Regions from separate parts of the Homo sapiens genome. Here region 2 is linked to region 1. Evidence: read pairs that join two places in POLR2A ChIA-PET (ENCODE). Cell type or tissue: K562. All regions are shown on one strand. Links, peaks and the distances in the headings refer to the core of each region. The heading gives the core; the rest is flanking DNA.

What was found. Peaks named below come from ENCODE experiments on the same cell type or tissue, not always from the same donor. Only the 100,000 strongest peaks of a DNase experiment are listed, where the experiment ranks them.
Region 2: POLR2A ChIA-PET joins it to region 1 with 8 read pairs; 1 of 35 experiments calls an interaction of 5 or more read pairs at or near these places.

What each region holds. Positions count from the first base shown.
Region 1 is chrX:66,157,187-66,167,948 of GRCh38, forward strand. It overlaps HEPH (hephaestin), which reads left to right and starts at 7,061. Exons shown (of 21, transcript NM_001367233.3): 1 at 7,061-7,284. In K562, for the core only: a CTCF peak has its summit at 5,448; DNase peaks (open chromatin) are centred at 5,325 and 6,965; H3K4me3 peaks cover 3,533 bases.
Region 2 is chrX:65,993,611-66,004,372 of GRCh38, forward strand. No RefSeq gene overlaps it. Among named protein-coding and RNA genes, the nearest start is that of MIR223HG, 16 kb to the right of the region's middle. RefSeq lists an enhancer at 1,312-1,371. In K562, for the core only: no CTCF peak of the experiment used is centred there; DNase peaks (open chromatin) are centred at 4,681, 6,111 and 6,451; H3K4me3 peaks cover 3,704 bases.

The DNA.
Region 1 (10,762 bases), core at 874-8,873:
ACATGATCACTTCCTTCAACCAGTGATTAGGCCAGCCATCATAGAAGCATTTTCTAACACGGTTCTGTGGGGATGAAGAAAGTATTGGGCATGACAACAAAGAAAAATGGGGTTCGAAAGTCAGAACTGCATTGTAGGTGCCCAAGGAAAAAAAACACTCTCCAAAAGACAGCTACTTCTTTTGCTGTGAGAGGAGGGCGAGACGGCACTAACTGGCATTTTTGCTGAGGAGTTCTAAATTCACTAGAAAAAGGAACCAATGAACAGAAGGTAGAAGGCAGCATATATTTGGCTATTTAATATGGGAAAAGATAATCTAGAGTTGCCTTGAGAGATAATTGAGTGAGTTCTCAGTTATTACATGTATCCAAGCAAGAGTTCATATAGCCATTTGGAAATGATGCTGTGGATATATTTGGGAGTTTTCAAGTTAATTTTACCAAAATTTATTCCTTCAAATGAAAGGCTATGTGGCTGCATTTACCCATTTAATGTGTATCCATTCTATTAAATGGATAAATGAAGCCTTCTGAAGAGCCCTATGAGGCAACATAATTTGAAAGCAAATGACAACCATGCCTTCTGAGGCTTCATTTTGTTCACTATTCTTCTAACCCAAGGTAACCAAGGATAATTTGGGGGTTAGGTGCTTAGAGGAATAGGACTGGGCCAGTGGATGGATTGATTGGAAAAGTACAGGGGTTGGTAGTGACATACACACAGTCCTTTTAGAAACAAACTTGGTCAAACAATGGAACTGTCAGGTACAATCAAGTCAACCTTTTAACTAGAAAAGCCTCAAGTCATCTTCTGAAATGTGAAGTTAACACGCACTTTTTTTTCTAGTAGGATCTTGCTGACCTTGAAGGTCAGCTCTAAGGCTGCTGTCTTATTCTTTCACTAATCATTCATGTATTCATTCATCCAGCAAATATTTATTGAGCACCAACTCTGTATCAAGTGCTGTGCTAGGCATTGAGGCTACAGTAGGGAGCAAGAAAAATGTAATCCCTGACCCCACAGAGCTTCCATTATACGGTGAGGAGAGAGTTAAGCAAACAATTTCAACAAATTGTTGTTAGATGTACGGGGTGACTTGGGAGCACATCACAGGAGGACCTCACCCAGAAGCATAGAAAGTCAGGGAAAACCTCTTAGAGGAAGGGACTTCTAAACTGAGACCCAAAAAATGAGTGGGTGAATGAATAGGTGAAAAAGTGATTGAGGCAGATGAAACAACATATCAGAATCTGTTGGAGGGAAGAGAGAGCACCATGCACATTGGAAACTGACAAACTGACAGACCTCTGGCATGGGTGGGACGCATTGAGTGTGAGGAGAGGAAGGGCAAGCAGTGACCTAGAAAGATTAGGAAGGGCTGGGCCATAAAAATGCCATATAGGCCATGTTAAGAAGTTTGATCTTTATCCTAGTGAAATAATAAGGAATTAATTTTCTTAATGTAACAGATATGAGTTTCTTGAGAGAATAGAAATACAAAGAAGACAACAAAAGTGGCTTCATATTCACTTTCCAAGTGACCTTTTTTTAAAAACAAAAGTAACTAATATATAAGGCTTGAAAATCTAAACAGTTCAAAACGAAAAATGAAAGTCACGCTTCCCCCAACCAAGTTACTCTCCCCAAGGAAAACCACCATTAAGAATATTTTGTGTTATTTCCAGAAGAAATATTCATTGTCCCCTCATGTAAGTATGTATATATGTGTGTGTGTGTGTGTGTGTGTGTGGAGATATCTATATCTCTATGTATGACCAATCACAATATGCTCACTCTTTTGCACCTTGCTTTTTATTTAATGACATATATTGAAAATATTTTCATATGTGCATTCACACACACACACACACACACACATATACGAAATATTTCATCAGTTTGAGTGTCATCCTTACTAGAGAGTCTTACTAATATCATTATTATTCCAACTTTAGTCAATAAGGGAGGCATTGCTGGGGGATTTTAAGCAATAAGGATTTACAACCACTTTTGTGTTATGGGAAAAATAGCTTTGACTGTTATTTGAAGACCAGATTATGGGGGGTCAAGAGTGGAGTCATAAAGAATTATAAGGAGGCTATTACGCTGGTCCAATTAAAAGATTATGGTGACTTAGACCAAGTCCATGGCGGTGGAGATAGAGAGAAGTGGGTGCATTGAGAAAAAGATGTAAAATATAAATATGACAGGACATATCAATGAAATGGTTGTAGAGAGTGAGAGAGAAGAGAGTAATCTCAGATGACATTCAAGTCTCTGGCTTGGTATATAGGAATGAGAATGCTAATTATGTCATGCAGTCGTTCAGGAGGCTTATTCTGAATGATATTCACCCATTGAAAATATCCTCTCCCTACTCTAAAATGTTATATCACATTGTAGAGACCTCTATTCTCTTACTTACTATGTCTATTTATAGTAATGAAACATTTTATTTGTACATTGTTTTAGCCTTCTTACATGCTATGTACTCCTTAGTAGTGTGGCTGGAAGTAGGCAGGTATGAGGAAAATAGAGGAAGAAAAAAAAAGACTAACATTTACTGATCATTTACTATGTAACAGGTGTTACACAGGGCCATTTTTCAGACATTGCATTTTATTTTCACAGCCTGATTTTACAAATAACAAAATGGAGGCTCAGAGCACTCAAGTGACTTCCCCAAGATCATACATTTTAGGGAGAGACAGAGCTAAGATTCAAACCAAGTTTGTCCATGCCCAGGGCCCACCATCAGGAAGCCAAATGAGAAAGTATAGAAGAGTTGGGAGGAACAGCTGATGCCATGTATAGAGCTGCTCCAGGCAGGCAACAGAGAGGAAAGCATGTTAATTGCACAGGGAGAGGAGAGGAAGCTTCACCCAGGCAAGCAGAAAGATTCTTGGGCAAAGGGAGTGGGGAAATAGGTGTTGGGAGGACTCTCAGGGAGACGCCACATGAATGAGGTACCAGGAAGCTGAATAAAATATATTTTTGACCTAGGGCCAAAGAGTGAATACTCAAAGACCAGGTGAGTCTGGAGCTAAAGAATCAGTCTGCAGATGCAAGTAAGCTGGTGGTGGTGGGAGGTTGGGGGGTGAGCTTCAGAGCAAGCATCCCTTACAGCAGTGGTCCTCAAACCAGCAGTGGTCCTCAAACCAGCAGCAGCAGCATCCCCTGGGAACTTGCCAGAAATGCAAGTTCCTGGGCCTCACCCAAGACTTACTGAAGCAAAAACTCAATGCCTTAACAAATCCTATAAGGGATTCTGGTACATGTTCAAGTTTGAGGCCTACAGCCTTGGAGGACTAGGGAAAGCAGCAAGTGGAGTTCAAGAGCCAGAGTACAAGAACCAAACAGTGTACCCAGAGCAAGCCTAGGGCTGTCACACATCACAGCAATGCAGAGCAACCTTTCCAAAGCATAACAGAGTCTGCTGGTCAGAAGTGGTGGTGGGGAGTGGCTTCAGAGATGTGGTTTCTGGGGGACAACCCCCTCTTCCCTGCACCCCTCCACCTTTCCCCAGAGGTCTTCTTTTTAAGAAACTGCTAAGGGCAAGCTCATCAGAGGATCCTGAGGTAAAGGGGTTAGACTGTCTGTGCCAAGGCACTGCCCATGGCTTTTAATTTTCTCCTGGTACCTGATACTGTCACAAAATTTAACTGTGGAAAATATAGGAAGGAAAACAACATTTACTGGGGGTCTGAACATGCTGAGCACTGTGCTAAGGGTTCACACAAATGCCAGCTGATTTAATCCTCACAATATTTCAGTCATGGAAGTGTTATTATTCCTGTTCTGCAGATGAGGGACCAGAGGCTCGAAAAAGTTAAGTGATTTGCCCGAGGTCACATAGCTCAGAAAAAGGCAGCCAAGATACAATCCTTAGTCTTTCTGACTCCAAATGCCATGCTTCTCACCCTAGACCATGTTGACTCTAATGTGAAGGTCCCTGGGGTCCTCTCCTCTTTGTAGCCACCCCAGGGCCATGTGTTATTGATGGCCCATAGATGAGTAACCTGGAAATATTGGTTGAATGAATAAACGAAAAGATGTTCTAGTGACAGAGTTTAACACATGAAGGACCCTTAAGGATATTCTGGTCTTACGGTTTTCCAATCTGTTTTTAGTGTCCTAGACATTTCTTACTGGTGCTCCAGACACAATCACATTGTCTAGGAAACCAGTCATACCCAGTGGACAGGTTCCTCTGTCTCTTCACCCTTGCCCATTTCTATCTCCTTCCCTGCCTTACCTAGAACAAATCACTTTCATCTTCCATAAGTAGTGGGTGTTTACTAAGATTCTGTTTGGGGAAAGGGTTCTGCTGCCAAAATTAATTTTGAGAAACCCAAATCTAGACCACCTTTTTCATGTTATAGGTGAAGAAACTGAGTGATAGAAAGGCAAAAAGACTTGTCCAGGGTCACTGTGTGCTCTTTAGTAGCATAACTAGAATGTGAAGCCAGGATTCTTGAAACATTCTTCTTTTTTGACACAAGTTAATACAGTTTGTGTCCTAACGAGGAAATAATTATTTAGATTTCAACAATTATTTAGAATTGAAAAATTAAAAATTATAACTCTAATTTTTGCCTTTACTATGTTCCAGTTATTGTGCTAAATAGTTAATACGTATAGCCTTATTTAAGTTCTTATAACAGTCTTATAAAATAGGTAATATTATTATCTCCATTTGAAAACTGAGGTTTAGGGGGATTAAATTACTTTAATCATAGAATCAGGAAATGGCAGAGTTGGGATTTCAGTTCAGAATATCTGATTTCAGTTTTCATGCTCTTAACAGTGATGCCATATTGCAAATGTCTATATTGAAAAAAAAGTCTATTTAGCCTGCTGCTTGTTTTGTAAATTAATTTTTATTGGCACAATGATATACCTTGAGAGCTACAAAGACAAATTTGTGTAGTTATGGCAAACAGAAACTGTATGCTCTGGAAATAAATGATTTAGTAGCTAGCCCTTTATAGAAAAAATCTGCCAACCTCTGGTCTGTAGACACCAACTTTAAAATGTTTTTCAAGTGACCTCCAGGAGAAGGAACCAGAAATGTACCCCGGATTTGCAGAAAAGGTGGGTGCTGTTTGTACTCTCAGTGAAATTGGTGAATGAATAATACAAACCTGGAAACCTGGCCTACCTGGCCTCCTGCAGTCTTCACTGTGTTGATTCAAGTCTATTATGACCTGTTCTTGTTGTCTTTCATGAGTCAGAGCAGAGGCCTTATCCCTTCCCCTCCCTGTCATAAATGCCTTAGAGCTTGGACTTGGATCTCAGCTTAATCAGTTTTGTCTCCACTTCCCCTTTCTTGCTTCAAGGTTCACATGTGTGCGAGGCAGATAATTCTAGGGGCTGCCATGGCTTGGCTAAGCTTCCCTTGACCACTGAGCATTTCTAAGGGAGTTGAGGCTGGTGGCTCCTCCTTCCTTCCTACTGGTGCTTCCACCTGCCTTGGTCTGAGTTGCAGTCCATGGGGCAGCGCCTAAGTGTCTGAGCACACTTAAGAATCTCTAGTGGTTTATGACCCAGACTTTGCCCTACCACCTCAGTCTTCTGAATGTTCTCTTCCCTGGACCCTGCTCCAGACACTTTAAATTCAGAAGAGGAAAATGTGCCCAGCCTGCCTGGAGAAAAGTGTCTGCTCCTAGCCAAGATCTCCTCATCACAAAGTAAGAATATCAGGTGGTGGAACCCCCATCATACCTGTCCCCTTCCTATACCTGGGTCTGTTGGGTAGATGCAGTCCTTTTTAGAGAGGCATAGTATTCTCAGACCTGTCGCCACAAATTGCTCCCCACTCATTCTTTCCCTATACTTTGTGTCTTTGAAACCTCTTTATCTTCTATGTTTAATATCTAGACTATACTTTCTTCATGGAATTCTAGATGTGTAAATTTACAGGGCTGGGAGGGTCCATATCTAGTTTAAGACCCTCATTGTAGAAATAGAAAGAGGCCCAGAGAAGAGAAGGGAGTGGGCCAAATCCACAAAATCCACATAGCTGATTACTCCTAGAGCAAGTGGGGCGAGAACCTTGGTCACTTGACTCAGGACAGTGACTTTTCACTCTTCTCTCTTTCCACCAGGAATGGGAATGACCTTTGACTTTAAACAAATCCAGACTCCAGTTTTACCCTGAATTGTTGGGGGAACATTTTGTTTTTTTTTTCTTTTTAGTATTTTCAATTCTTCCATGTCTTAGTTTTTAGGGTGTTGACCTGTGTTAATCCAGGCTATCTTCTAGCTATATCTGGTTTCCTCAGGTGGAAAATGTTAAATATAGTTAATATAAAATTTCACTCTAGAATCTGCTAGAAATGACGGAGGCAAAGTTAATGTATATATAAAAAAATCCACCAGTGACTGGTGGCCAGTAGGCTTTCAATAATTGTGAAGTCCCTTCTACCCCCTTGAAAGTACTGTGTTTCTCCCCTAAGCAGCACATTGTGTGTGGTGGTTTCATGGTTAAAAGTTTAGACAGACCCAGCAAATCTCTCTTCTCTTTTACTTCCTAAGTGTGTGACCTTGGACAAGTTACCTTCCCTCTCAGAGCTGAATTTTCCTCAGTTGTAAAATAGAGAGAATTAGAGTATTCATCTCACAGGATAATTGTGAGACTTAAATAAGAGAATGCATGTAAAATGGTTAACATAGGGCTTAGAATGTAGAAAAAAAGTCCTTTGTTTTATTGCCAATTTTATTTTTACTTATGACTAAGCAGCCATGACCTCAGAATAATAGTCAGGGCTGACAATTGTGCTTCAGAGCAAGAAGGGGAAGAGGTGGTGAGATGGAGGCTCTTTCAATTTCTACCTCATTTCTTAAATGGAGCTGTTGAAATCTACCCATGAGCTTTGGCTGGCCACACTGACAGTGTTCTCCTCTCAGCAAAGACCAATTAGCAAGTCCTGATAACAGAAGTACAACCCACCCCCTTGTAATTCCTCCTGAGATCCTAACCAGGATTTGTAAAACACCCGGATATGGGTAAAGAACCATCCCGGGTTTTGTATCAAACCAGGCCCCAGAGGAACAGGACATTCCAGTAGTTTTGTTTCTGGAAAAGAGGGCACCCAGCCCTTCCCCCTCCCTCATCCTCCCATCCCAGTAAACCCTGCCAAATTGGAATCCTGGACTTAATTTAGGAGAAAGGCCCTGTAACCAAGATACTGACTGAACATGGCTGGCGGACTCAGGCTGGGGTCTGCAGTGCAGCATTAATGGGCCGCTGACATGAATATGGAGTAGTTTTCTCTAGCAAAGGTAAGCTTTCTTTTCTCTCTTTTCAAACTCTACCTCACCTGCCTTCCTGTGCAAAAACGTTTATTTAGCTGGGTTTAAGGGAGTCCTGGCCACTAGGAGAAAAAGTCAGTGGCCAAAAAGTTGGAGGAGGTTTGGCTGATGTGCAGGAAAGTTAAAGGAGACAATAGGCTCCTTTTGTTCCTCTCGCCAAAATAGCCAGGACTACACTGGCTTGTCTGTTTCAGGGCCAATCCTGGAGCCATACAGAATAGTTCATTTTCCTGTCGAAATAGCTTGCTCATCTTCTGTTTCACAGGTTGAGGAATTTATTGAGGTGATGGATCTGAGGATTATGTAAGTGGGAACTCAGTTACTTAAAAATAACCATGTTTGGTTTCATATTTTGAGACCAGATTGGCACAGAGTAAGCCAATAAATGATAGCTTAACTAAGCTAAACATCTGAATTTGAGTAGTCTTAGTTTCTACATAGCAAAAATCTTTTAGAAATCATTGGTTCAAATTCTGGCTATTTTTAACAACTGGCTGCGTGACTTTGAGCAAATCCTTGCACCTCTCTGGTATCAGTTTTTTATACATCAAATGAGGGTGATTGAAAAAGATGGTTTCTAAAGGTTTCATGCATGTGTGAATCTATAACACGTTCAGTTTTTCATTACTCAGCATCTATTATATGACAAGCAATCCTTTTGCTAGGGACTCAAATATCCATGGTTTTATTTGGGCCTCAAGACAATCCTGTGAAAAAAATATCATCCCATTTTTTGGATGAGATGACTAAGGCTAAAATAATTTATTGAAAGGTCACATAGCTATCACAGACAAGAGATAGGATTTGAATCAAGGTCTTTAACTTCAAATCGGTATGTTTTCTATCACAGAGTTAAGAAAGCAGAGGACCAAAAGGTGAATTTTGATGGAGGGTTTATTAGGAAGGCTGCTGAGAGATTGAAGACAGGGCCCCAAAGATGGCTCAGCATTCCTTTATTCAGTTGAGTAATCCTTTGTTTAGGATGAGCCTGTCTAGCCCAAAGTAGTATAACTGAGAAAGGGAGATGGAGGGAGAGAAAAGAGCATTGTCGCAATAAAGGAACAGTTTGCAAATTCTAGGGAACACAGCAATGCAAATTGTTATGAATAATAGGGACCAGACCCAGGTGACACTGGGATGGCAGGAAGGTAAGGTAAAGGTAAGGGAGGCTTAACTTTATATTGGCTGATCTTCTCTCCAGGTTGGCACAAGGTTTCAGTATATCTTAACTAAACTATCCAAATAGCCTAGAATTTTTCTTTCTTTTTTCCTTCCTTTGAGTGCCTATTCCTTCTGCCTTCCTTTTTATTTTGTATTTTTTACTTTTTTCCAGGATTCTTTCTCAACTTACTTATTTCATTTCTCCTTTTATTTCTTCCTGTTCTTTTTCCTCATCAGTCTGGTTCTTCTCTATGGGCTTAGCTGAGAAAAAAAATATCCTTGCCCAAGTGAAAAGCTTACACAGGGCTTTCACATCTTTCATATTATTTGACCTTTATTACAAACTAATGAGGGGCCCAAAGTAGAGACAATCCTCATTTAAGACATGAGGAAACTGAGGCTCAGGAAGTTAGGGACTTGTTCAAGGTTATATAACCAATAAATGATGAATCCAGAGCTAGAACTTACTATTTTCTGGTGCCTGAACGCTTTCCACTGTACCATGAAATATCTAAGTGGTTATATTTTATTTTATTTATTTATTTTTTGAGACCCGTGTTTCACTCTTGTTGCCCAGGCTGGAGTGCAATGGTGCGATTTCGGCTCACCACAACCTCCGCCTCCCAGGTTCAAGCGATTCTCCTGCCTCAGCCTCCCGAGTAGCTGGGATTACAGGCATGCACCACCATGCCCAGCTAATTTTTTGTATTTTTAATAGAGATAGGGTTTCTCCATATTGGTCAGGCTGGTCTTGAACTCCCGATCTCAGGTGATCCACCCACCTCGGCCTCCCAAAGTGCTGGCATTACAGGCGTGAGCCACTGTGCCTGGCCTAACATCTAAGTGGTTATAAAGGATTTTATGGGTTTTTCATTTTTTCTGCTCTTTTAGTATATGATAAAACCAAATTAAACAGCAGCAATAACAATGACAAATTCAAATTTGAGGAGGATAGAAAGGATGTCAATAATTAGAAGGAAGAAAAATACTTATCAGGTGCCTACTAAGTCCCAGCTGCTGCAAAAATTTATCTTATTTAGATATAGAGTAAAACAGTACTTAAACCTAAGTTTGTCTGACTCAAAAGTTCTAGTTCTTTACATTATACCATGTTGTTTCCAAGAAGAGAGTTCAGCTTGGGCTGTGTGCATTTTCATACCTATGTTTATATTCCTGTATGCTTAGAATGTGTTACCATATATGGGAATTTATGAGTGTGCACATATTTATTGCTATTCATAAAATGGAAAATCTTTATGGCCCTGGCAAGTTTCATTTCCAAACTATTTCCTTACTTGCAATAGTAATAGCCACTAATACCTTTTGATCACTTACATGTGCCCTTAAAGTACTTACAGATCTTAATTAAGTTAATCCCCACAAAACTCTATGAGGTAGCTAATAGTATTAATACCATTTGAAAAATAAAGACACTGTGGCTAAATAAATGAAGAAGTTTCCCAAGTCATACAGCTAGGAAAAATGGAGCCAAGATTCACTTAGGTAGCCTGATACCAAAGCCTGTGCCCTGGATGCAAAATCGAGTAAGTATTCCTTATCTCTCAAGATCTTGAGAATTATATAAGATGGCAGATATGAAAAACACATTGTAATCTGGAAACTGCTAGGGGTATGTTAGGTGGCATTTCCCACCACTCCCCAGATTCTATTGTTTAAGCCATTTGGATCATAAGTCACCACTGTTGAATGCTTGTTCACTGTATGCTGATGGCCTGTACTAGTCTCTCCCAGGAATATTTTCAGTTTTATCATGTGTTTCTCCAGTTGTGGAGCTCTTGCCTGGGACAGTTTTCTGTCTAGGTAAATGAGTTCAAGGCACAACTGCTTTGTTGACACCTCTCTGAGAAAGAAGATTGAAAGGGGTCCATGTTGCATTCAGACTTGGAATGAACCGAGGACACTCCCTCCCTGTTGAGGATTCCAAGGCATGACTATTTGTGTGACCATATATAGAGCTATGTGTAGGTGTATGTGAGTACGCCTGTGTTTCATCAGTGAATGTAAGTATTGGCAGCATGTGAAAGCTGGAAGGACTCTTTGAGAGCTCATTACATACCACATTTTTATGGTTCTGCACTTAGATTATCACACTTCTGTGACTCCCTCAAAAGGTAAGAACTATATAGTCCAGCTTTATATAGTCAATTATTTTATAGATGGGAAAAATGAGGTGAAGAAACTTGCCTAAGTTCACCCTGAACAAGTATTAGAACTTGAACCAGACCCAACTGATGGAAAAATGTATACTTGTGCTTCTTTATGTCAC
Region 2 (10,762 bases), core at 1,093-9,092, 160 kb before region 1:
AGAAATGTATTAATAGAATGGAGAATAAAGTGTGGTCTCAGAGTGTGATCTATCACATTCCAATTGATTCACTGGAGAGACATCATTCACCATGAAAAATATCACAATACTGAGCAAGAACTGCTTGAAATAATTATATAAGGACAGATCCACAGAATTTGGGGAAGTGGTCCAGTTAATCTATTTTGTACCCCAATGTTTCCACCCTTTTCATGATTGACTATGAGATCCCCACCTAGGCTTGGAACCCAGGAAAGCCTTTCTAAGGCCAAAAAGGGTTTGGACTGCGGGTTGCTACTTACAATGCTTTATAACAAAACAGAATGGCCTTTACTTGAATTGACTAGTTATTTTAAGCTCCCAAAGCTAGAGAGGCATGAGAACATAAGATCCTCAATTATTTAGAATTCATGGCTCCTGATATGGCTCAAGACTGGGTGACAAACAGGGTTGGGCTGTGATGACTCTGGAGGCTAGGGCTGCTCCAGAGGGAGGTTTGAACACACAGCCATCTGTAGGGAAATGTGGGGGCGGGGGCTGTCTCACTTTGTCAGTGTTCTTCTCGGAGTGTGTTGCCTAGAAGGGAAAGTATTCTATTTGTGATCTGGCCAATGCTAAGTAGAGCAGGATTGTCACCTCCCTGGTTCTGAACACTGCATTTTTATGATTACTGTTAAAGATAGCATTAGGTTTTTGCCACCCTACCTCATAACTGACACATATTGAGCTCACTGTCCTCCCAAATCCCTAGACTGTACTACACTTGCTGCTTCTAAGCCACATCTTCTCCATCCTGGATGTGTATGTGTGTGTGTGTGTGTGTGTGTGTGTGTGTAGCAAGAAGGAGAGAACCGGGAAGAATTCAGAACTGAGTAAGAACTTCTGATCCAGAGGGGTTCAAACAAATTAATCAAGTGTTTTTACCAATAGATGACTACAGGCAGGGAGTAGGCCTCAGAGGGAGATCACCATAAGTTCAAGGTCTGAATTCAACTTGGTGAGACCAGAAACTTAATTATCACCTCATCTAGAATTGGTCAGGCACAGGGAAACTAATTTCCATTCTCCAGAAACAAAGTTGAATTACCCACACCTGTTATTCATCCAAGCTGCCCTGTCCTAGGGTGAGTCTGCTCAGATGTCAGACTTGAGAGCACAGGGGTGTTTGAAGAATGGAAAAGTAAGGCAAAATGGCTTGGATGGCATTCTGGAACATTTTCTTAAAGCTAGGGTAGCTGGATGAATTAGCTTTTAGGAGACTTCTGTCTCTGTGGAGCAGGTTGATCCATAGACTCAGTGGCCCCTCTCTTTGAAGAGTGTCAGAGGAACATTAACATATTCTTTTGTTTTTGTCTCCTCTTTCTCTAACCTCCATGGAGACACCTCCACCCACCAGCCAGCCAATCACTCTTCTGTTATGACAACACAACAGTAACCTCAGCCAAGTCACAACATAATTGAGTAGGTTTCTGTTTTCTGTACACCAAATTCTATTCCTCCTATATCTTACTAAAGATTGGACTTGGGACACAACGTGGTGCCTTGATGGAGACTTGAGACACATCCAATTCCCATCTCATTAGTAATATGTGTCCAAATTCTTTCTCAGGCTCAACTCTTTCTGCAAAGGGCTGAGCTCATAGGTTCCTTGTTGATTTGGATTTGGTCAGTTTGCAAGAGCCGTGTGGTCTAACTTGACCTCTCCGTGAGCAACTAGAGGAGGTGGGGTTGGATGGAGGGTGTGCCTCTTGTGGGATTTGGCACATTATCACAATAACTATCCAAGGCTCAACTCAGAACTGATAATAATCAGCTCTTACATATCATTTAATGTAGTCACCATAAGATATCAATGAGATATATATTGTCTCCCTGTTTGTGAATAATAATAAAACCAATGTTCAGAGAGAGAAAGGACTTTGTTTAAGTTACATGACTAATTATGAGCAGAGCTGAATCCAGGTCTCTTAATTAAGAATCCAGAACTTTTCTGCTTTTTCCTGTGTCTTTACCTAAAAATTGGTAGGAACTCCCATCAATGCTACTCTTGCCAGGGCTTTCCTGTTTCTGACCATTTCTGGTGACCTCACAGAGGGGAGAAACCTGCCAGTGACAAAATCACTTGCCACCTTTCCCAGACATAAAGTAGAAGATACAGGAAGCTGGCTTCACTGCTCAAGCTCTGCTGCCCATGAAGTGACCCGGTCATAGTGGTTAAAGAGGAGGAGAAAGACCATACTAGACACTAAGAAGACCTCCCTTTGCCAGGAAGGGCAGGCCTAAGAAGGGCATCAGTGGACAGAGAACTTAAAAAATGGCCTTTGTGTGTACTACTTTTCTAGGGCTACAATAACAAAATGCCACACACTGGGTGGCTTAAACAATAGAAATTTATTTTCTCACAGTTCTGGAGGCCAGAAGTCCAAGATTAGGTGTCAGCCAGTTTGTTTTTTTCTGATACCTCTCTTGTTGGCTTGCAGATGGCCACCTTCTCATTGTGTTCTCAAATGGTCTGCTCTGTGCCTGTGCATCCTTGGCTTCTTTTTGTGCCCCAATTTTTTCTTGTTATAAAGATAACAGTCAGATTGCATTAGGGACTACCCTAACAACCTCATTTTAACTTAATAACCTCTTTAAAGGCCCTGCCTCCAAATACAGTTACATTCTGATGTACTAGGGGTTAGGGTTTCAACATATGAATTTGGGCAGCGGAACACTGTCCTTTGTTTCTTAGCACATGGGCTGAAACTAGTTAACTTTTTAGGCCTAAATAAATAGAGAACAGCTGGATAAAGAGACAAATAAATGAGATACTTTTGAGATGAAGGTGATTGCGTATAATATTAATTGCCATCTAGTACTTGCATCTCTTCTCTATCCACACCCCATGCTGTGTCAGCTCCCTCATCCATGGCAAGTCTAGAGTTTCACGGTTTCTTGGTAAACACCCATTGTCTGCTTGCTAGCAGAATCTTTGGTTTTCTGCTAAACTGGCACTTTCCTTCTTTATGGCTAATATCTGTTCTTTTTAGAAAAGTTTGGGCTCTTGACATTCTAGAGGCAAGTATGCAAAATGGGAATTCTGACTGTATCTACAGATCTTTGATCCAAAAATGGACAAGTTTTGTCTTTAAGCAGTGGTGGTAATAAATATGGTGAATATAGATATCAGATTTCCCAGCATAGTCCAGGTTCAAATATTTGGTCTTATTGCTTCTGTAACCACATGCACATTTGTTAGACTGGTTGTTCTAATGTGGGTCCAGAAAACATACTTTGGAGTGTGCTGAATGGGTTTAAGTATTCCCATCAATTACTTTCCATTGTTTTGGAGACAAATTCTAAACTCACCATAGAATTAAAAGTCCTCAGTAATGCAGACTTCCACATCTAGCCAGCTTCATCTCCTACCACTATTCAAGATAAGTCATGTACTCAAACCATACAGAATTTTAGTCACCAAACTTGCCTGTCCATTTTATATATTCATGCTTTTGCACATGCTGTGTTAGGACACGCTTCTAGAATACCTATGATGATTTTGCCACTGTTACCTGTAAACTGCCTAATATTCTGTTAATCCTTCAAGTTTCAGTTCAAATCTCTGTGAAACTGTTCCTGACATCCCTAGAAAGTCAATCACTCCTTCTGTTTTGCCACTGTAGCTTATATATACTATATTATATATTATACTTGAACATGTTATAATGGTGAACATATTGGGCTAACTGGAACACCATTTTATTTGGCTATCTTCCCCAGTAGACAGGGACCTGACTTATAATAAGTACCCATGTGTTTGTTAAATGAATGAAAGAAATAATAGGAAAAGGACATTGCCAAGGATGAGCATCTGCATCTCTCCATCTTCTAACATAATTAACTCAATTTCTTTCTTTATTATTTTTGAGGCAGCATTTCATTCTGTTGCCCAGGCCAGAGTTCAGTTGTGTGATCTCAGCTCACTGCAGCTTTGACCTTCTAGGTTCAAGTGATCCTCCTATTTCAGCCTCCCGAGTAGCTGGGACTACAGGTATGCACCACCATGTCTGGCTAATTTTTTTAGTTTTATAGAGATGGGGTTTCACCATGTTGTCCAGGGTGGAATTTCTTATGATTAAGAGGATGAGATGAGAGTGAGGTAGGGCTAGCATCTGGTTTATATAGCTCAGACTAGTCTTCTACTTTGTTTACAGGTTTTGGGACCTGATCTGATCTAAACTAAATTTCCAGTGCTGGGCCCCAAAAAGACTAATCCCACTTGTCAGATTAACATAAACCCTCGAAGGTATAAGTAGTTGTGGGAGGGCAGGATGACCTGACAGACATGTTCCTGGCAGACCAGTTATCATGTTGAGGTGCCCAGAGAACCTGGTTCCTCCCACATAGGAGGACACCACCCTAGGGTCCCTGAGCAAACTATGGGAGACCAGAATATTGCCACATTGATGGAGAAATGTCAGCCTGAAAATTGCCACACATAGTCTTTGGGGAGGCAGTATGGGAATGGGGTAGGGGACAGAATGACACAGAGAGGCTGATGCAAAAACCAACCGTCATTCTTGAGCAACTGAGGAGGTATGGGCTAGAAGTCCAGACTGTTGCTGCTGGGACTTCCCTTCCACAATGACTCTGCAGTCCAGAAGCTGGGGAGGCAGTTACAGAGGCCACTTCAGGCCAAGCCTGGGGTAGAGGTGGTGGCAGATAAGCCACCCACCCATGAGTTCCCTCCCCATCCTACTTTCCTTTTTCACATCTTTCTTACATCAGATATGACAATAGCCCCATGATATAGGCAGGGCAAAGATTATGACCTCTGTTTTACACTCAAGTATGTCAAGTTCCAGAAAAGTAAACCATGAGGCAGTCTCTTTCCAAACTCAACTGCTCAGTTGCCCTTACCTAGTGGCCCCTCCATGTATAGAGTGTGAGCCTTGCCCTGACTAGTCTTATATTCATTCAACTTAATAGCTCATAAGCCTTTCCATGCCTTCAACTTCTTAATTTCAACTCAATCATAACATTGACCTAGTGATGCGAACTCCTCCCATCCTAACTTATGTTGTGTCAGAGGCACCATTTACTCACTGAATATTATTTAATACCTCCTACCACGTGCCAAGTACTAAGCTAAGCAATATCCAATACAGCAGTGAACAAACAGTCTCTGTTTATGTCACAGAGCTACCAATCACAAAAATGCAGTGTTTAGAGCCAGGGAGGTGATCAGCAGTAAACATATAAATTGATCAAAAAACCAATTATTCCGAATGGTAAGGTGTGCTATTAAGAAAATCAGTAGGGTTCCAAGCATATGAGGGAAAAGGGGTAAGAAGAGCTATTTTATCTTGGTTTGGCAGGGAAGACATTCCATAGAGAGAATATTTTAAGCTAAGACCTGAAGAATGAATGAGAAGGAGAAGGAGTCAGCCATGGGTTGAAGGGAATTTCAAAGACCCTGAGATAAGAAAGTGCCAATGGTGCACATAGTCAAGCCAACTAGGATTCATAGCCATCTTAAGGCAGTGTGGTATACAGGAAAGGTGAAAGGCATTGAATGCAACCTTAGGAATCCCCTTGTATTTTTGACCCATCCCTGCTAAGAGGTCAGAAGGGAACTGGCATGTACTGTGTGTCTTTTTTTTTTTTTTTTTTGGCAGGTTCTCGCTCTGTTGTCTAGGCTGGAGTACAGTGGCATTGTAACAGCCCACTGCAGTCTCGACCTCCCATGCTCAAAAGATTCTATTACCTCAGCCTCCTGAGTAGCTGGAACTACAGGTGCACACTACCATGCCAGGCTAATTTTTGTATTTTTTTGTAGCGACAGGGTTTTACCATGTTGCCCAGGGTAGTCTTGAACTCCTGGGCTCAAGTAATCTTCCCACTTCAGGCTCCTGAAGTACTGGGATTACAGTCACTGTACCTAGCCTACTATGTATCATGTCCAGCCAGGCACAAGCTAGTCCCTTTCTCACATGGATTTTTTTTTTATTATTTCCCTGAGCCTCAGCATTCTTATAGGTGTAACAAGGAAGTGAGACTTTTTGGCCTCTAAAAGCTTTTATAACTTGGAGAGATTAGTTGATCTAATCTATGACCCCATCCTCCAGTTAGGAAGCTGAGGTCCTGGAAGACAAAGTGCTTTTATCTCAGGTTGCCCAATGGATAAGTACATTACTTTTTAACTCTATGCCTGATTGACCAAGGTAAAGCTGAAAGAGTCTCATCTGAACTATAACCCAAGTGGGTAAGCCAGTCCCTTGGCACTGCCCAGGAAGAAGATATGGATGGGAGGACTACTCCTTCTTGAATGCAGAGGATAAAAGTTATCTGGGAGCTCTTTTACGGTATGGTTGTGCCTTTGAATATGAGCAAAGCTTCTCCTAGCTGCAGATATTTTCAGGAAGAGCAGAAACTGCACCACAGTGTTTTGGGTAGATAAGGCTTACCCTGGTGGGGAGAGAGGTCCTGGAAGGGGGTGAGCCCAAAATCTATATGCTTTCCTGGGAGGGGACCTGGTGTTTTAAATCCATTTTTAGAATTTTTTTTTTATTGCTGCAAGAACTGGAGAGAGATCAAATCCATTTTCATTTGTTTCCAATAGCCCTTTTTTGCTGCTGCTGCTGCTGCTGCTGCTGCTGCTGTTTGTTCTGTTCCTCCTCCTCCTCCTCTTTCTCGTCCTTTTTTTCCTTCTTCCTTCTCTTTTTCTTCTGGCTTTTGCAACTTAGAATGCACATGGTGGCTAGATACAGTTAAAAACCCAGTTCCATGCTCAGGCTCATCCTAGCACTGGTTCTAATATCTATTCCAGATTGTTGGAGAAGATAGGAGAAAGTGAAGAAGGGAAGAAGAGAAAAAAACAGAGAAGAAAGAAGGAAAAGAAGATAGAGGGACAAGTAGAAGAAGGAAAGGAAAGGAAAAGCAAGGAAAAAGGATAACCTGTCCTCTTTGACTAGTAGGCTCACCAACTCTTCTTTACCATGGAAGGGATTTCAGTAGGACCAAAGGCTTTTCCCATGAAATAGTATTTTATCTTGATAAGAACCTAGCACATTGGTTACCAACCTCCTTAAATTGATTCCCTCAAAAGGAAGAAAGTGTATCTGGAAATCCTCTGAAACTTCCAGAGTCCCCCAAGCCCAGTGCTATTTCTACCAGGGGAGAAAGCAGAGCTCTTTGTATATATGGGTAGGAGCAAAGTAAGATTCTCCTCCCCCTTTCCCCACAACCCGAAGCAGAAGTTTCTCCTGAGATTTCAACCAGTAAAATCACCATATAATAGATTAGGCATCCTGAGAAGTTCTTAATGGAACGAGAGCTCTCACTAATCAAAGCAGGAAAGAACAGGGCCTTGAAGAAATCAGAAATCTAATTAAGGTGGAATTTCAAGAGATCTGACTGAATGTTAAATAAGTTGTAGAAGCCTCATCAAAAGGATTAACTCAGCTGCAGAGACAACGCAGAAGTGCAGGTGGGGATTCTGCATGAAGACTGGAAAAAAAAACAGTGACAAGAACTGAAAGTGGTCATTGTGTTCATGGTGTGTCTAAAGGACAGATAAAAGAAAGAGGTGCCCCTGACCCCTCCTTTCATCCCATCTTAGTTGATGAGGTTTGGGGAAAAGAAGAGTTTGTTAAGCTCATTTAATCTGTTTTGTCTTGTCCATGTTTTCATCAAGCAACTTTCTGATTAATTTGGCTTTTAGAATATATTTTTCCAAGCAAGACAGAGATTGTTATTCAGCCAACATGAGCATTCCCAGCTGTTTTTGGGTTATATTAGCTCTGGAATTAAAACAAAACCAAACAAAAAAGCCTCTCTGTGTTATATCTGCTTTCTGTGAGTTTGACTTGCATGGGTCAGTTCATGGAGTATGATCAGGTCAACTCCAGGTGTCTTCTCAAAACTGAACTGCATGGGTTCTGTAAAACTAAACCGTGTGGTCCATAGTAAGAGGTCTCTGCTTGAGAAGTAAGCCATATCCTTGAAGGGCATTTCTATCTCACTCCTTTTGTTATGCAAAGAAGCTTAGTCCTTTATTTTGCACATGGGGACACTGAAGCCCAGAGAAGCCCAGAGAAGGGAAGAAACTTGTCTAATTTTCCATAGTGGATCAGTGGTAAAGCCAGGATCTAAGTGTAGGTCATAACCTGGTCCTACACAGGCTCTTGTCCTACAACATTCTATGTCTAGATTTTGTAGTCTCTTTCTTGGCCTCTGTGAGAGATGTGTGTGTGTGTGTGTGTGTGTGTGTGTGTGTGTAGGTTTTCATCCACAGTTCCTTTAGGCCTCAGAAGCAGGCCTCAGAAAACAGAATCTCTCTCTGTGAGAGATGTGTGTGTGTGTGTGTGTGTGTAGGTTTTCATCCACAGTTCCTTTAGGCCTCAGAAGCAGGCCTCAGAAAACAGAATCTCTCTCTCTCTGATATTGTCCTGCTCTCCTTTCACTTGTCCAAGGCAGCATTCTAATCTGATTGTGGATCCTAAGACCCTCATTCCAGAGAGGGTCCTGACTCATACCTAGGAGGAAAGAATGCTGTGTAGAGAGGCCAAGAAGAATCTGAATAGATAAACCTTGCTGGCTTCCCTGACCCAGTCTGTTAGTATGATATAATACCCTTTTTATCCAATCACATTTATACATGAGTGTCAATCATGCTTAGGTAATGAAGCCTCCATAAAAACCCAAAAGGACAGAGTTTGGAGAGCTTCTGGATAGCTGAAGATGTGAAGGTTCCTGCAGAGTGGTGTGCCCTGGGAGAGTATGGAAGCTCCACACCACTTCCTCCATACCCCACCATATGCATCTCTTTATCTGTACCCTTTGTAATATTCTCTATAGTAAAACTGTAAATGTGTTTCCCTGAGTTCTGTGAGCCACTCTAGCAAATTAATTGAACTCAAAAAGAGAGTTATGGGTACCCCAGCTTGATACTGCCCAGTCAGAAGTTCTGGAGGCCTGGACTTGGGACTGATGTCTTTGGTGAAGGGAAGTCTTGGGAAATAAGCCCTCAACTTGTGAGACCTGAGGCTATCTTTAGGTAGATGGTGTTGGAATTGAATTAGAGGACACTCAGCTGGTGTCTGCTGCTTTGTGTGTGGGGGAAACTATCCCACACATTTGGCTGCAGAAATCTTCCATGTTGATTGTTGTGTTGATGTGAAAGCAGAGGAAAAAAATGGTTTGGGGTTTTTCCCAAACAACCCTCAATTCAGGATCATGAGTTTTATGAACTCTCTGAAAAGCAATCTTTAAATCAATTGAACTTAACTTCACTAGTAATTCTCTAAAGGGCTGAGGTTTATTTTCAGCTTCGCTTTTTGATATTTACAACAGATTTCCTCCCTCCAGCCCACGCAGCTTTGTCGCCTCTCTGATTTTCATTTCCTCTTCTTCCTTACCTAAGGTGACAGGAATGCAACCCTGGTTGCAATTGTGTTTTTCTCTATTCAAATTTTGTCTCATTATGTCCATAGGAAGAAAACAGAGGTTTAGAAGACATTACTGGCTGGGCGGGGTGGCTAACACCTGTAATCCTAGCACTTTGGGAGGCCGAGGTGGGCAGATCATGAGGTCAGGAGTTCGAGACCAGCGTGGCCAACATGGTGAAATCCCGTCTGTACTAAAAATACAGAAATTAGCCGGCATGGTGGCACACATCTGTAATCCCAGCTACTGGGGAGGCTGAGGCAGGAGAATTGCTTGAACCCAGGAGACAGAGGTTGCAGTTAGCTGAGATTGCACCATGGCACTCCAGCCTGGGCAACAGAGCAAGACTCCACCTCAAAAAAAAAAAAAAAAAAAGAAGACATTACTCATCAACCCGATTGCTGTGCTGGCCTATGTTCACCTCCAAACACATCTTGATTTCAAATGGTTCACTAAAAGCCTACTGTGTTCTAGGTATGGAGCCTAAGAAATGACTCACCCCTGCCATCTGAAGAGATTTTAACTCGGGCAGAATTGGAGTTGTGGACTTAACATGTGTGGAAAGTATCCATAAGTCAAGATGGAGTCAGATTATATAGCACAAATATTAATATTTATTTCAGCAGGCATTTTAGTCAGATTTAACCAACATTTACAGAAAAGCTACTTCATGTTAGAACTTAACCTAGGATCTGGGAATCCAAAAATTATTAAGTTAAAGCCAGTGCCTGGTAGAGCACACTTTGTAACTATGTAAACAGGTATTCTAAATACAATGTAATCAGGCTGTAATTTAGGTGCATACAACGCACAGAAGAATTTGTCTAGGACAATTAAAAGAGGTTTCCCAGAGGAGATGACAATTGAGCTGGGTCTGAAGAAGAAACACAAGGTCTCCTGACAGAATAGATGTGAAGGGAATAGGAAGCTTTCCAGGTCCACAGAGAGGCATGTGTAAAGGCTGGAGGTATACTAGAATATAGGGCATGCAGTAGTCAGAATATAGGATGGGAAGAGAACAGTGAAGACATAGGCTGTGTACAGATTGTGAAAGATCCTGATCACTTAGCTGACAAATTTTGAACTTTAAGCTTAAAACAATGAAGAGCCACTCATCTTTTCTGAGCAGTGCAATAACACCACTAGAGTTGTGTTATTAAAAGATCATCCTGGCAATAAATATCAAACTTTAAGGATAAAAACATTCCTGGATGAAAATGAACATCATTTTCATCTTTTTTTTTCTATATTCTTCTTCATCATTAGGAACAAAATCATTCTCTTCCTCAAATACAAGCACTCTGGGAGCTGACCTCATCACCCTTTATTAATT